3 separate regions of the Homo sapiens genome follow, and regions 2 and 3 are each linked to region 1. A link is an interaction called in ENCODE POLR2A ChIA-PET data of the cell type or tissue named here. Cell type or tissue: HepG2. All regions are shown on one strand.

Region 1 (4,000 bases):
AGAAAAACATGCCTTTGACCTTTGCCCAGTGTTTCTCTCAAGGCAAACTCACCCCTGGGTGAGAATCTCTGGTTTATAGACATGTGCCTGAATGGGAAAATGGGTCAAATGTTAGTGCCCACCTTTGTCCTTTTTTTTTTTTTTTCCCTGACAGGGTCTCACTCTGTTGTCCAGGGTGGAGTGCAGTGGTGCAATCATAACTCCCTGCAGTCTCGAACTCCTGGCCTCAAGTGATCCCCCCTCCTCAGCCTCCTGAGTAGCCGGGACTACATGCACCACCAAGCGTGTCTAATTTTATTTTATTTTTTTGAGACGGAGTCTTGCTCTGTTGCCAGGCTAGAGTGCAGTGGCGTGATCTCGGCTCACCGCAACCTCCGCCTCCTGGGTTCAAGCAATTCCCCTGCCTCAGCCTTCCGAGTAGCAAGGACTACAGGCATGTAGTCCAGGCACGCTAATTTTTTGTATTTTAGTAGAGAGGGGGTTTCATCATGTTGGCCAGGATGGTCTTGATCTCCTGACCTTGTGATCTGCCCGCTTTGGCCTCCCAAAGTGCTGGGATTACAGGTGTGAGACACCGCACCCTGCCCCATGCGTGGCTAATTTTAAAGAATTTTTTGAAGAGACGGGATCTTGCTCTGGCTGGCCTCTAATTCCTGATCTCAAGTGAGTCTCCCGTCTTGGCCTCCCAAAGTGCTGAGATTACAGGGGTGAGCCACCATGCCCTGCCTCAAACTCTTCAAAAATATATGCTTGGTCAACCTTTGAGATTCTTTTAGAGTGTTCAGGATTGGAGAAGAGATATGCATCTTTACTGATGGGAAAACTTTATTTGTTTATTTATTTATTTATTTATTTTTGAGACAGAGTCTCACTCTGTCTGCCCTGGCTGGAGTGCAGTGGCGCGATCTCGGCTCATTGCAACCTCCTCCTCCAGGGTTCAAGTGATTCTCTTGCCTCAGCCTACCGAGTAGTTGGGACTACAGGAGTGTGTCACCACGCCCAGCTAATTTTAGTAGAGACAGGGTTTCACCATGATGGCCAGGCTGGTCTTGAACTCCTGACCTCAAATGATCCTCCCGCCTTGGCCTCCCAAAGTGCTGGGATTACAGGCATGAGCCACTGTGCCTGGCTATTTTTTTTTGAATATTGAACTTGATTCTCATAAAGTATTGCTACCTTCATGATGCTGTAGGAGCTGGCTCTTTCTTGAGGGTAAGCCACAATCTCATCCACCACAGGTTAGCTACATTGGCTGCTTTCTGATTCTCAAACACAAGCCCTTGTCTACCTCAAGACCTTGGCACTTACTGTCCCTGTGTCTGGAATGTCACCTCTGCAGACTACCTGTTACTGCCTGACCTCCTTGAATTTCTGTACCTACATGATTTTTTCAGGAAGGACCTCCTCTACCCCCTCTCCACCCCTAGTTATTCTCTTTTTCACGATCTGGTTTTATTCTTCATAGCACTCACCCAAACCCAATTTATTGTTATTTTTTAGATTGTATATTGCCTACCTGCCCCTAAAAACATAACCTTCTTGTCAAACATGTTCATCTGTGTATCCGCAGTGCCCTAGCCCAATATCTTGCCTACAATCGGTGCCAAATAAGTAGTCTCTGAATTTGCTGTTGACTTGGTGAATTTATAAACAGGTAATCAACATTTGGTTGCAGTCATCTTTGATTTGTAGGCAACTGAATTTTATTTCCAATTGCCAAAAGTTGTCTTTATTTGGGATGACAGCACCAAAACCTTTGCTGTCTTGTGCACCATGAATATGAAGCCGAGATGTCAGGTGATACCAGATAAAGAATACGTCATGGCAGCTCTTTAAACATGTAAACATATTAAACATTCAGGGCATCAGCCCCTGGCTCGTGGAGAATTCCATCCTTTAGCACATGACAAGTTGGGGTTTACAGTCAAAGTCCACTTAGCAAATGTTTGTTCTACAACGTGCTTTCCTTTTGTTTCCTGTAAGTATGGCTTCATGCCCTGCCAGGATCTGAGGTCATAGAAACACGAGGAGACGATTAACATATCAATGGAGGGGTCTCTTTGGAATCCAGAATTTGGAATGATATTTGCATCTTGAGCTCAGAAGCCGTGCAGGCGAGCCTGCTTATTGATTGCCTTTAATTTCCCCTTAAAACAGTGTCTTTTTCTGAAGAAAAGATTAATAGAGGAGGGCTCAGTTTGTCGCGTGATTTATGCTCAAGTCCTGCCTCCTTTGCATTCAGAAGCGCATTGCAAGCTCGTCCCCACCCCTGAGATGTTTGGATTCAGTTTCTCAAGAAAAATAGCTGCTGGTCACCAAAGCTTACAGCTTAATTGAATTTGTCTTTGTCCACTTAATCTTCATGCTTACAAAAAGTGGGGGTGGGAGGATTTATACAGAAGAGATGTACCTAAAATATACACGCGATCATTAGGAGGGTGGGCTGAAGAAAGAGATATAAAATGAAAATGAGGGTGCCACTTAGTCTATGCTGCACTTCTCTTTGCTTAAGGCATTGATAAATACACTAGTATCTCCCCAGTATAAACATGAGAACCTAAGAAGTAAATTGTATTGTACCAACTCTGAGCTGTTCCATCATTTTTGTTTTGGCTAAAAATTTGTTTTTTTTCTTTGAGGGAAGAAAAAGACACAAAAGGAAAGTGAAGATTTCTGTGTTACATAAAGTTTGGGACCTCTTTCTATAAATAAATAGCTGGCTATATTCTGTGTCACTAATAATCATAACACTAATAGTAGCAATCAATTTATCAAGCACTTTTTTTTTTAGCCATTGCACTAAATGCTTTATAATTTTTTTTTTTTTTTTTTTGAGACGGAGTCTTGCTCTGTCGTCCAGGCTGGAGTGCAGTAGCGGGATCTCGGCTCACTGCGAGCTCTGCCTCTCGGGTTCATGCTGTTCTCCTGCCTCAGCCTCCCGAGTAGCTGGGACTACAGGCGCCCTCCACCACGCCCAGCTAATTTTTTATACGGGGTTTCACTGTGTTAGCCAGGATGGTCTCAATCTCTTGACCTCGTGATCCGCCCGCCTCGGCCTCCCAAAGTGCTGGGATTACAGGCGTGAGCCACCGCGCCCGGACTTTTTTTTTTTGAGACAGAGTTTTCGCTCTTGTCACCCAGGCTAGAGTGCAATGGCACGATCTCGGTTCACTGCAACCTCCACCTCCTGGGTTCAAGCAATTCTCCTGCCTCAGCCTCCCAAGTAGCTGGGATTACAGGCACCCACCACCATGCCTGGCTAATTTTTGTATTTTTAGTAGAGATGAGGTTTCACCACGTTGGCCAAGCTGGTCTCAAACTCCTGACCTCAGGTGATCTGCCTGCCTCGGCTTCCCAAAGTGCTGGGATTACAGGCTTGAGCCACTGCACCCGGCCAGGGCTTTATAATCTTTATCTTATTTAAACTTGACTCCAACTTTTTTTTTTTTTTTTTGAGACCGAGTCTCGCTCAGTCGCCCAGGCTGGAATGCAGTGGTGGGATGTCAGCTCACTACAACCTCCGCCTCCTGGGTTCAAGCAATTCCTTGCCTCGGCCTCCCGAGTAGCTGAGATTACAGGCGCCCACCACCACACCCAGTTAATTTTTGTATTTTTTTTTTTTTTTTTTTTTTAGTAGAGACAGGGTCTCACCATGTTGGCCAGGCTGGTCTCAAACTCCTGACTTCAGATGATCCTCCCACCTCAGCCTCCCAAAGTGCTGGAATTACAGGCATGAACCAGCATGCCTGGCTTTTTTTTTTTTTTTTCTTGAGAGACAGGGTCTCATTCTGTTGCCCAGGCTGGAGTGCAGTGGTGCAATCTTGGCTAACTGCACCCTCCACTTCCCAGCTCAAGTGATTCTCCTGCATCAGCCTCCCGAGCAGCTGGGATTACAGGTTCTCACCACCATACCCAGCTAATTTTTGTATTTTTAGCAGAGACAGGTTTCACCATGTTGGCCAGGCTGGTCTCGAACTCTGATCTCAAGTGATCTGCCCGT
Region 2 (4,000 bases), 120 kb before region 1:
ATGGGCTGGGTGCATTGGTTCACGCCTGTAATCCCAGCACTTTGGGAGGCCGAAGAAGGTGGATCACAAGGTCAGGAGCTTAAGACCAGCCTGACCAATATGGTGAAACCCTGTCTCTACTAAAAATATTTAAAAATTAGCCAGGTGTGGTAGTGTGTGCCTGTAATCCCAGTTACTCGGGAGACAGGCAGGAGAATCGCTTGACCCCAGGAGGCGGAGGTTGCAGCGAGCCGAGATCGAGCCACTGCACTCCAGCCTGGGCGACAGAGCAAGACTCTGTCTCAAAAAAAAAAAAGAGCAGTTATGTTGAAAGGACAGAACTTGGAAGGGCAGCTTGTTGAAATATAAAAGGAGGGTATTTTAGGGCAGTGAAACTATTCTGTATGATACTGTAATGGTAGATACATGTCACTATGCATTTGTCAAAACTCATAGTCCTGTACAACACAAAGAGTGAACTGTAATGTAAACTATAAACGTTAATTAGTAATAATGTATTACTATTCGTTCATCAAGTGTATCAAATGGACCACATCAATGCAGGATGTTACTAATAGGGGGAATTGTACAGATGGAAGGAGGGAGTTGGAGAAGAGGGCATATGAGAACTTGTCACACCGTCTGGTCAATTTTCTGTAAACTAAAACTCCTCTAAAAAAATAAAGTCTGGGTCGGGCGTGGTGGCTCATGCCTGTAATCCTAGCACTTTGGGAGGCTGAGGCGGGCAGATTACCTGAGGTCAGGAGTTCGAGACCAGACTGGCCAAAATGGTGAAACCCCGTCTCTACTAAAAATACAAAAAAATTAGCTAGGCCTAGTGGCACACGTCTGTAGTCCCAGCTACTCAGGAGGCTGAGGTATGATAATTGCTTGAACCCAGGAGGCAGAGGTTGCAGTGAGCCGAGATCATGCCATTGCACTCCAGCCTGGGTGACAAAAGCAAAACGCCCTCTCAAAAATAAATAAATAAATAAAGTCTGTTAATTTAAAAATAAATAAATGCTTAAAAGGCACTCTGTCTAATGAGTACAAAAATTGGAAGGAAAATGACCCTTCACTTCACTGTTGCATGAACAGGAAATGGAAATGTTTTTGGGCATATGTATCTCTTGGGAGAGTGAGGTGGAAAACAATACCAGCCACCATTCTTTAATTTGGATTGATCCACTGTTCTTGATTTTGAATAGCAGGTGGCTTTGCTGTGGTGTTATTGTTGTTGCTCTTTTTTTGTTTGTTTGTTTGAGACAGAGTCTTGCTCTGTCGCCTAGGCTGGAGCATAGTGGCGCGATCTCGACTCACTACAACCTCCGCCTCCCGGGTTCAAGCGATTCTCCTACTGGGATTACAAGCACATGACACCATGCCCGGTTAATTTTTGTACTTTTAGTAGAGACAGGATTTCACCATGTTGGTCAGGCTGGTCTCGAACTCCTGACCTCGTGAACCACCCACCTTGGCCTCCCAAAGTGCTGGGATTATAGGCGTGAGTCACTGTGCCCGAACGTTGCTCTTTAATGTTAGTATTTTGTTATCCCAAAGAAAGCTCTCAGACCACGGAGACTCTTAAAAGACAATATCAAATGTTTCAACAACTGACAAACCTCAGACTTCCTGTATTTCTGTAAGTTGCAGTTTTCCCTTCCTTCTTCTTCTAATTTGTTAATATCTCTGGGGCCACAGGCTCTCTCTCTCTCACACAGGTCTCTAACTAGATCAGTGGATCAAAGGTGAGGCTTTGCTAAGTAATCAGGGTAATTTCACCGGTGTAGCAAGCTATTAAAAACAGACCTGCAGGGTTTTTCAAGGACAACCAAGGTATTGATTTGGCAACCAAAAACTCCTGTAGTGCAAGCAATAATACACCAGGGCCAGTGTTTCCAACACCGTCACAACTCCTCCCCCTCCCTGTCCCTAGTGACATTACAAAAGGCACAGCTAAGGCCGATACTCCAGCTCCTATGCCCCTGCTCCTGTCTTCAAAAGGAACGTCACTGTTATAAATTAGACAAGGGAAGAAAAACCTCATTTCTTTGATGATTTTTTTAAAGAGCTTTGTTTTCCCACGCATAATTGTTCTTCCTATTCATTATGCCTTTATGTAGACTTTGCTTTTTCCTTTAAAGAATACACTTCTTATGTAATTTGTTTTGCATTTCTGGAATGAGGAACTTTTCTGCTCATATTGTTGTTAAAATCTAGACAACACGCCCGTGTGATAGATCACCCTGAGCCTTGGAAGGAAATGATTCACCACAATACTGTAACTGAAAGTCGTCTAACACCAGGGCTGGAAGGCAGGCTATGAACCGCTGCATTACCTGCGTGCAGCAGCAATGGGAGGCAGCCAGAGGTTCCCTCGGCCTGCCTAGCTCACTTCAGCTTTGTTCCTGTTCTGTTTCCTCCGTCCGAGTAGCAGGATGCTGGAAATTCATCCTCCATTTTTAAGTTTTAAAAGAAACCCAAAAATTGTGATTTTTTTTTTTTTTTTGACACCGAGTTTTGCTCTTGTCACCCAGGCTGAAGTGCAATGGCACGATCTTGGCTCACTGCAACTTCTGCCTCCCAGGTTCAAGGGATTCTCCTGCCTTAGCCTCCTGAGTAGCTGGGATTCCAGGTGCCCAGCATATGCCCAGCTAATTTTTGTATTTTTAGTAGACTCAGTGTTTCACCATCTTGGTCAGGCTGGTCTTGAACTCCTGACCTCAGGTGATCTGCCCATCTCAGCCTCCCAAAATGTTGGGATTACAGGGGTGAGCCACTGCACCCAGCTGGGATTTTTAATAAGCCACATCTGCCCAAATGGGCCTTTCCAGGCTACTGTCTTATAATTTTGCACTTAAATTTGTATTTAAACCACACATTAATGCACTGTATGGAAAAAGTGAACACCAAACATACCTATTACTAATAAAAAGATTTCAAACAATAAAGCCAAAAGAGCAGAGAAACTAAAAATAAAAAATATGTATTTTATTTTCCTCTGCATGTTTTTGGTGAAGGCAGATCATAGATTACGCCCATGTCAGAAACAATGCAATTTTATAATTCTTATGAAAAATGGGCCAGGCGCAATGGCTCATACCTGTAATCCCAGCACCTTTGAGAGGCCTAAGTGGGTGGATCACCTGAGGTAGGGAGTTGGAGACCAGCCTGACCAACATGGAGAAACCCCGTCTCTACTAAAAATACAAAATTAGCTGGGCATGGTGGTGCATGCCCGTAATCCCAGCTACTAGGGAGGCCGAGGCAGGAGAATTGCTTGAACCCAGGAGGCAGAGGTTGCAGTGAGCCGAGATCGCTGGTTGTGGTGGTGTGCACCTGTAGTCCCAACTAGTCTGGAGGCTGTGGTGGAAGAATCTCTTGAGCCTGGGAGGTTGACGCTGCAGTGAGCCAAGATTGTCACCGAACTCCAGCCTGGGCAACAAAGCAAGACCTTGTCTCCAGAAAAACAAAAACAACAACAAAAAAAACTAATTAATATTTCAGTAAAATTTAGGTATAAATTTGGCAAGAATATAGTTCTTCACTTTTTTTCACTATGCTGCTCTTTTCTAAAATCAATTGATGAAATTTAAAAATTCGAGTGAATGTGTGTATGAAAACTGAATTAATCTGATATTTTCTTATATAAATTTGATTTCCATGATTACAGCTGAAATTGAGTTTAAGCTAACACAAATATTCAGGTGGTTTCCCTCCCTCCCTCTGTCCCTCCCTCTTTCTCTTTCTTTCTCCCTTTCTTTCTTTCTTCTTTCTTTCGACAGGATCTCTCTCTGTCGCCCAGGCTGGGTGTGGTGGCGGGTGCCTGTAATCCCAGCTGCTGGGGAGGCTGAGGCATGAGAATCACTTGAGCCTGGGAGGCAGAGGTTGCAGTGAGCCGACATCAGGCCACAGCACTCCAGCCTGGGCAACAGAATGAGACTATGTCTCAAAAGAATAAATAAAATGAAATGAAATGATGATAATAATAATAATAATAGTGCTAGTCTTAAGAGTGGGC
Region 3 (4,000 bases), 85 kb before region 1:
TTGTATTGTGAAATGGATCACTTTAGAGAAAAGAAAAATGCCTACAATACAGTGAGCTGGTCAATTTTCCAATGCCAAAAGATAAACGTGAATATCCCTTTCAGGGAATTAGCCAATGTTTCAAGCAGCATGAAGGCAAAATTTGAGTTGAACATTGTAATACAAATAGCTCTTGGGAAATTCTTATGAGTACCTTTAAATAGATGTAAATCTATTAAATCAAAGATTTAATTACTTAGTATATAATAAGCAACCCACTATTAATAATATAAGAGGTAATACTGCCTTTCAAATTTTTCCCTTTCAAATTCTTGGAATTATTAACTATGTATGCCCCAAATAATGGGTTTCTGATGGTGTATTTCCCCCTGGAAAAGAGCATTCTATGCAATGCCCAGTTCCCAGTACATAGTAGACATTCAATTAAAAAAAAAAAAGTTGAGGCCGGGTGTGGTGGTTCACACCTGTAATCCTGCCGCTTTGGGAGGCTGAGGTGGATGGATCACATGAGACCAGGAGTTCAAGACTGGCCTGTCCAACATGGCGAAAACCCGTCTCTACTAAAATTACAAAAAGTAGCCGGGTGCAGTGGCGCACGCCTGTAATCCCAGCTACCTCAGGAGGCTTAAGCACGATAATTGCTTGAATCTAGGAGGCAGAGGTTACAGTGAATTAAGATCCTGGCACTGAACTCCACTGCACTCCAGCCTGGGAGACAGAGGGAGACTCTGTTTCAAAAAAAAAAAAAAAAAAAAAAGTTGAATGAATAAATGGCATATTACAAAGTTAAAAAGTAAAGCGTCTGTCTTATCAGTCAGTTTATCTAATCAGCCAGTTGTTCAGAAGCTATTAATAGGTAACTGATGGTGTAAGTCCAGTGTGTTTTAAATAATCCTTTTCTGGACTTTTATGTTCTTCCTAAGGAGAGATAGGAAACTGGTGGACAAGTGTTGGGTTTGCTACAGTCATGTTTTCTTTGGCTCAGATGGTATTCAAACATTTTGAAATAGTCACCAACATTTCTAAAGCTTCTACATAAAAATTGGGATTTCTGGCTTTCCTTAACAAAATGTGAGCTCTGGCCACACCAGGTCCAAACTCCAAGCCGCAAGGCCATAGAAGGGCTGTGGGCAAGGGACACCTGCCCCCTCCCCCTTTGATTGCCGCGGCCCCCGCCTGGTGGCCGGCCTCTCTTTTGCCACCTGCCTGGCCCCGGGAAGGCATTTTGACTTTGCCACAGCCTGTTTCTCTTTTTAAGTTTGGTGTGTGTACATTGAAGATCTTATATTATTGCCTCAATTCAAAAAAATGTTCTTGCTCTCTCTCTCCCAAATTTTCAAGACCTCACTGCTCCTGAACCTTCTGTGATGGCCTGGGCTTTGTTCTTTGTCGTCACCAGAGAGAGTAGCAGGAACAACTCTCTAGAGAGACCCATCTCTCAGCCGACTCCACTGTAGGTTGGTGGCAATCAAAGACATCGGAATACTTTCTCCTGTGTGTGCGGGGTGGGGGAAGGGAAGGTTGAGAGAAAGGAAGAAGCATAAAGATTAGGAGGGCTGTTGCTCAACCTTCCTGTTCTGGGCCAATCGTGCCTGTCAGACCAGCTACAGAAAGACATGCACTTGTAGTATGTTTTTTTGGGGGAAAAAGTATCTTGATTCTACTCTGCTTTGAGAAAAAAAAAATACTGTTAACTCTCTTTCTCTGTATAATTAGACATCAAAATACAGAGAAATGTTCTTAGCACTTTGCTATCAGAAAAGCAGACATTTTCGACTTTGTAGATTCCATACAAGATAAACGCCTTGACCCTTGCTCCCCATCCCCAAATAAAATGCCAAACTTCAATTACCAGTTCGTAAGTAGTCTGCATCGCTTTATTTTTCCTTCTGACAGTAGGTGTTTGGTGTCAATGTACATTTTCTTACCACAATGATTTCCTTCCCTAAACTATTAATTTTGTTTTTATGAATAATACAGTATGCCCCAGTTATTATTTAGTTTGATTGTATGCTAGCCTCATGCTCTGCATTTTAATTTAAGTGTAACTGCGCAGGAAAAAAATGCAAATCTCTTCTATTCAAATTCAAAAGAAAATAAATGGATTTTTTATGGCCTAAAGGATCTATTCATTACCAAATCATTTATCTTTTCAGGAAGAACAGTTTATGTATCCAATATGCTCTCGTGCTGTCTTTATTTTCTTTATTTTTTTTCTCTTTTGATAAATATGCTCACTCTTTCAAGTCTCTCTTGAATCTCTGCCGATAGGGGCAGCTTATAGCAGCAAGAACAAGAATATAATTAATAGCATTAAACAGAAAGCAAAGGTTGCAGAGAAAGCTTGAACATATTGGATATTTTAAAAATAATAATAAACAAACCTAAAATTGGATTGTGTCAAATGAATTTTTATTTTAACAATTGTAACATTAAGAAAAAGAGATACACAGTTGGCCCTACCAAAACAAAATGACAAAGGGGTGGGAGGAGAAGTCCGTGTTTTCAACAGACTAGCTTTTTTGGGGTCTTGTTGCAAATAGCCTGAAGAGGTAGAAGCATTACTGATTTTGCTTCTAACATGATCGGCTCTTGGAAGTTTGGCATTTTGAATTCTGGGCTATATTTTTTTTATTTTTATTTATATCTTGATTAAATAAGCCAGTTTAGAGGTCACTGCATCTGGGAGGGTGTCGTAATACACAAACAGCTGTGATACACAAAGCAGTTTTCAGTAAGTATCTTTCATGTAGCAGCTGGAATGGCTTTCTCCTGAATGAGAAAGGCCCCTAAGTGAGAATAGTGGCAAGTGTGAGTTTATGTATGTCATTTTTTTAAAAAGACATTTGTCTTTTTCTAGAGTACTGTACTTTAAAAATCATATAATTGTGTTAAAGTTACCCAGAATGTTGACTTTTCCCTATTCATGTTTATGTATCAAATTGGATTTCAGGGCAAATTCAATGGGTTTCTTTGTTCTTTCTAGATTAAGTCCAGATAAATAATCTGGTTTCGTTGTGGCTGCATTGTTTAAATCATGCTAATTATAGTGCTTACAATACAATGGCAGAGGGGGCAATTTAAATGTTCATTTGAAGAAGAAAAAAATCTGATGCTGAGCTCAAAAATGTACAGTCACTCTAACCGCTCCCTGAGGGCCATTTTAAGACTGGTTTTCAAAGACTTGTTTACCTTGAAATTCTTACACACCAGGCATGCTTCTATCCTCACGACCTAGGTACGGGAATGTTAGTGGTCTCTAAGCTGACTTGGAGTCTCATGTAGATAGAGTTCTGATTTCAGAACAGGCTGCTGGCTGCTTCCATGCCCCTCAGAAGGAGCAGGGAGTCCTCCCCGGCCACAGACTTGTAGCCCTTTTTGACTGAAGGCTTCCAAAATGAAAGGAAGGGGTTGGCTTTTGAAGAGGTGAAAGAGAGATCCTTTGAGGGAAGGACTGAATGAATGAGCAGCCTCAGGCCAGGGCGAGATAATCAAGAGACTATCTGACCTCTAATTCCTTCAGAGACAAAAATAAATCAGTGCTCAAGGAGGCGCTTTTATTAATCACTGCATGTTTCCTGTCAGAAGAAATGATGGGATTAGGGTGGGAAGAGAATACACGGGACATATAAGCAAATGTTTACCTAGGCTACTTCTTTCTGGATCCTTGGGATTGGTTCTTAACTTGTTTTTTCTTGAGACAGTCTTGCTCTGTCACCCAGGCTGGAGTGCAGAGACATGATCTCAGCTCACTGCAACCTCCGCCTCCCAGGTTAAAGGGATTCTCCTGCCTCAGCCTCCCAAGTAGCTGGGATTATAGGCGCCCGCCACCACGCCTGGCTAATTTTTGTATTTTTAGTAGAGACAGGGTTTCACCATCTTGGCCAGGCTGGTCTCGAACACATGACCTCAAGTGATCCGCTCACTTTGACCTCCCGAAGTGCTAGGATTACAGGAGTGAGGCACTGGCCTGGCTCTTAACTTCAATTGTTCTCTATTT

What was found. ChIA-PET counts read pairs that join two places held together with the same protein. Peaks named below come from ENCODE experiments on the same cell type or tissue, not always from the same donor. Only the 100,000 strongest peaks of a DNase experiment are listed, where the experiment ranks them.
Region 2: POLR2A ChIA-PET joins it to region 1 with 11 read pairs; 10 of 35 experiments call an interaction of 5 or more read pairs at or near these places.
Region 3: POLR2A ChIA-PET joins it to region 1 with 13 read pairs; 8 of 35 experiments call an interaction of 5 or more read pairs at or near these places.

The regions. Positions count from the first base shown.
Region 1 is chr20:53,762,107-53,766,106 of GRCh38, forward strand. No RefSeq gene overlaps it. Among named protein-coding and RNA genes, the nearest start is that of BCAS1-AS1, 150 kb to the right of the region's middle. RefSeq lists an enhancer at 675-1,341. In HepG2, no CTCF peak of the experiment used is centred here; a DNase peak (open chromatin) is centred at 1,915.
Region 2 is chr20:53,641,053-53,645,052 of GRCh38, forward strand. No RefSeq gene overlaps it. Among named protein-coding and RNA genes, the nearest start is that of ZNF217, 49 kb to the left of the region's middle. RefSeq lists enhancers at 2,227-2,276, 2,317-2,366. In HepG2, a CTCF peak has its summit at 1,890; a DNase peak (open chromatin) is centred at 1,839; H3K4me3 peaks cover 1,206 bases.
Region 3 is chr20:53,676,689-53,680,688 of GRCh38, forward strand. No RefSeq gene overlaps it. Among named protein-coding and RNA genes, the nearest start is that of ZNF217, 85 kb to the left of the region's middle. In HepG2, a CTCF peak has its summit at 1,160 (motif pointing left); DNase peaks (open chromatin) are centred at 1,103, 1,503, 2,723 and 3,213; H3K4me3 peaks cover 3,214 bases.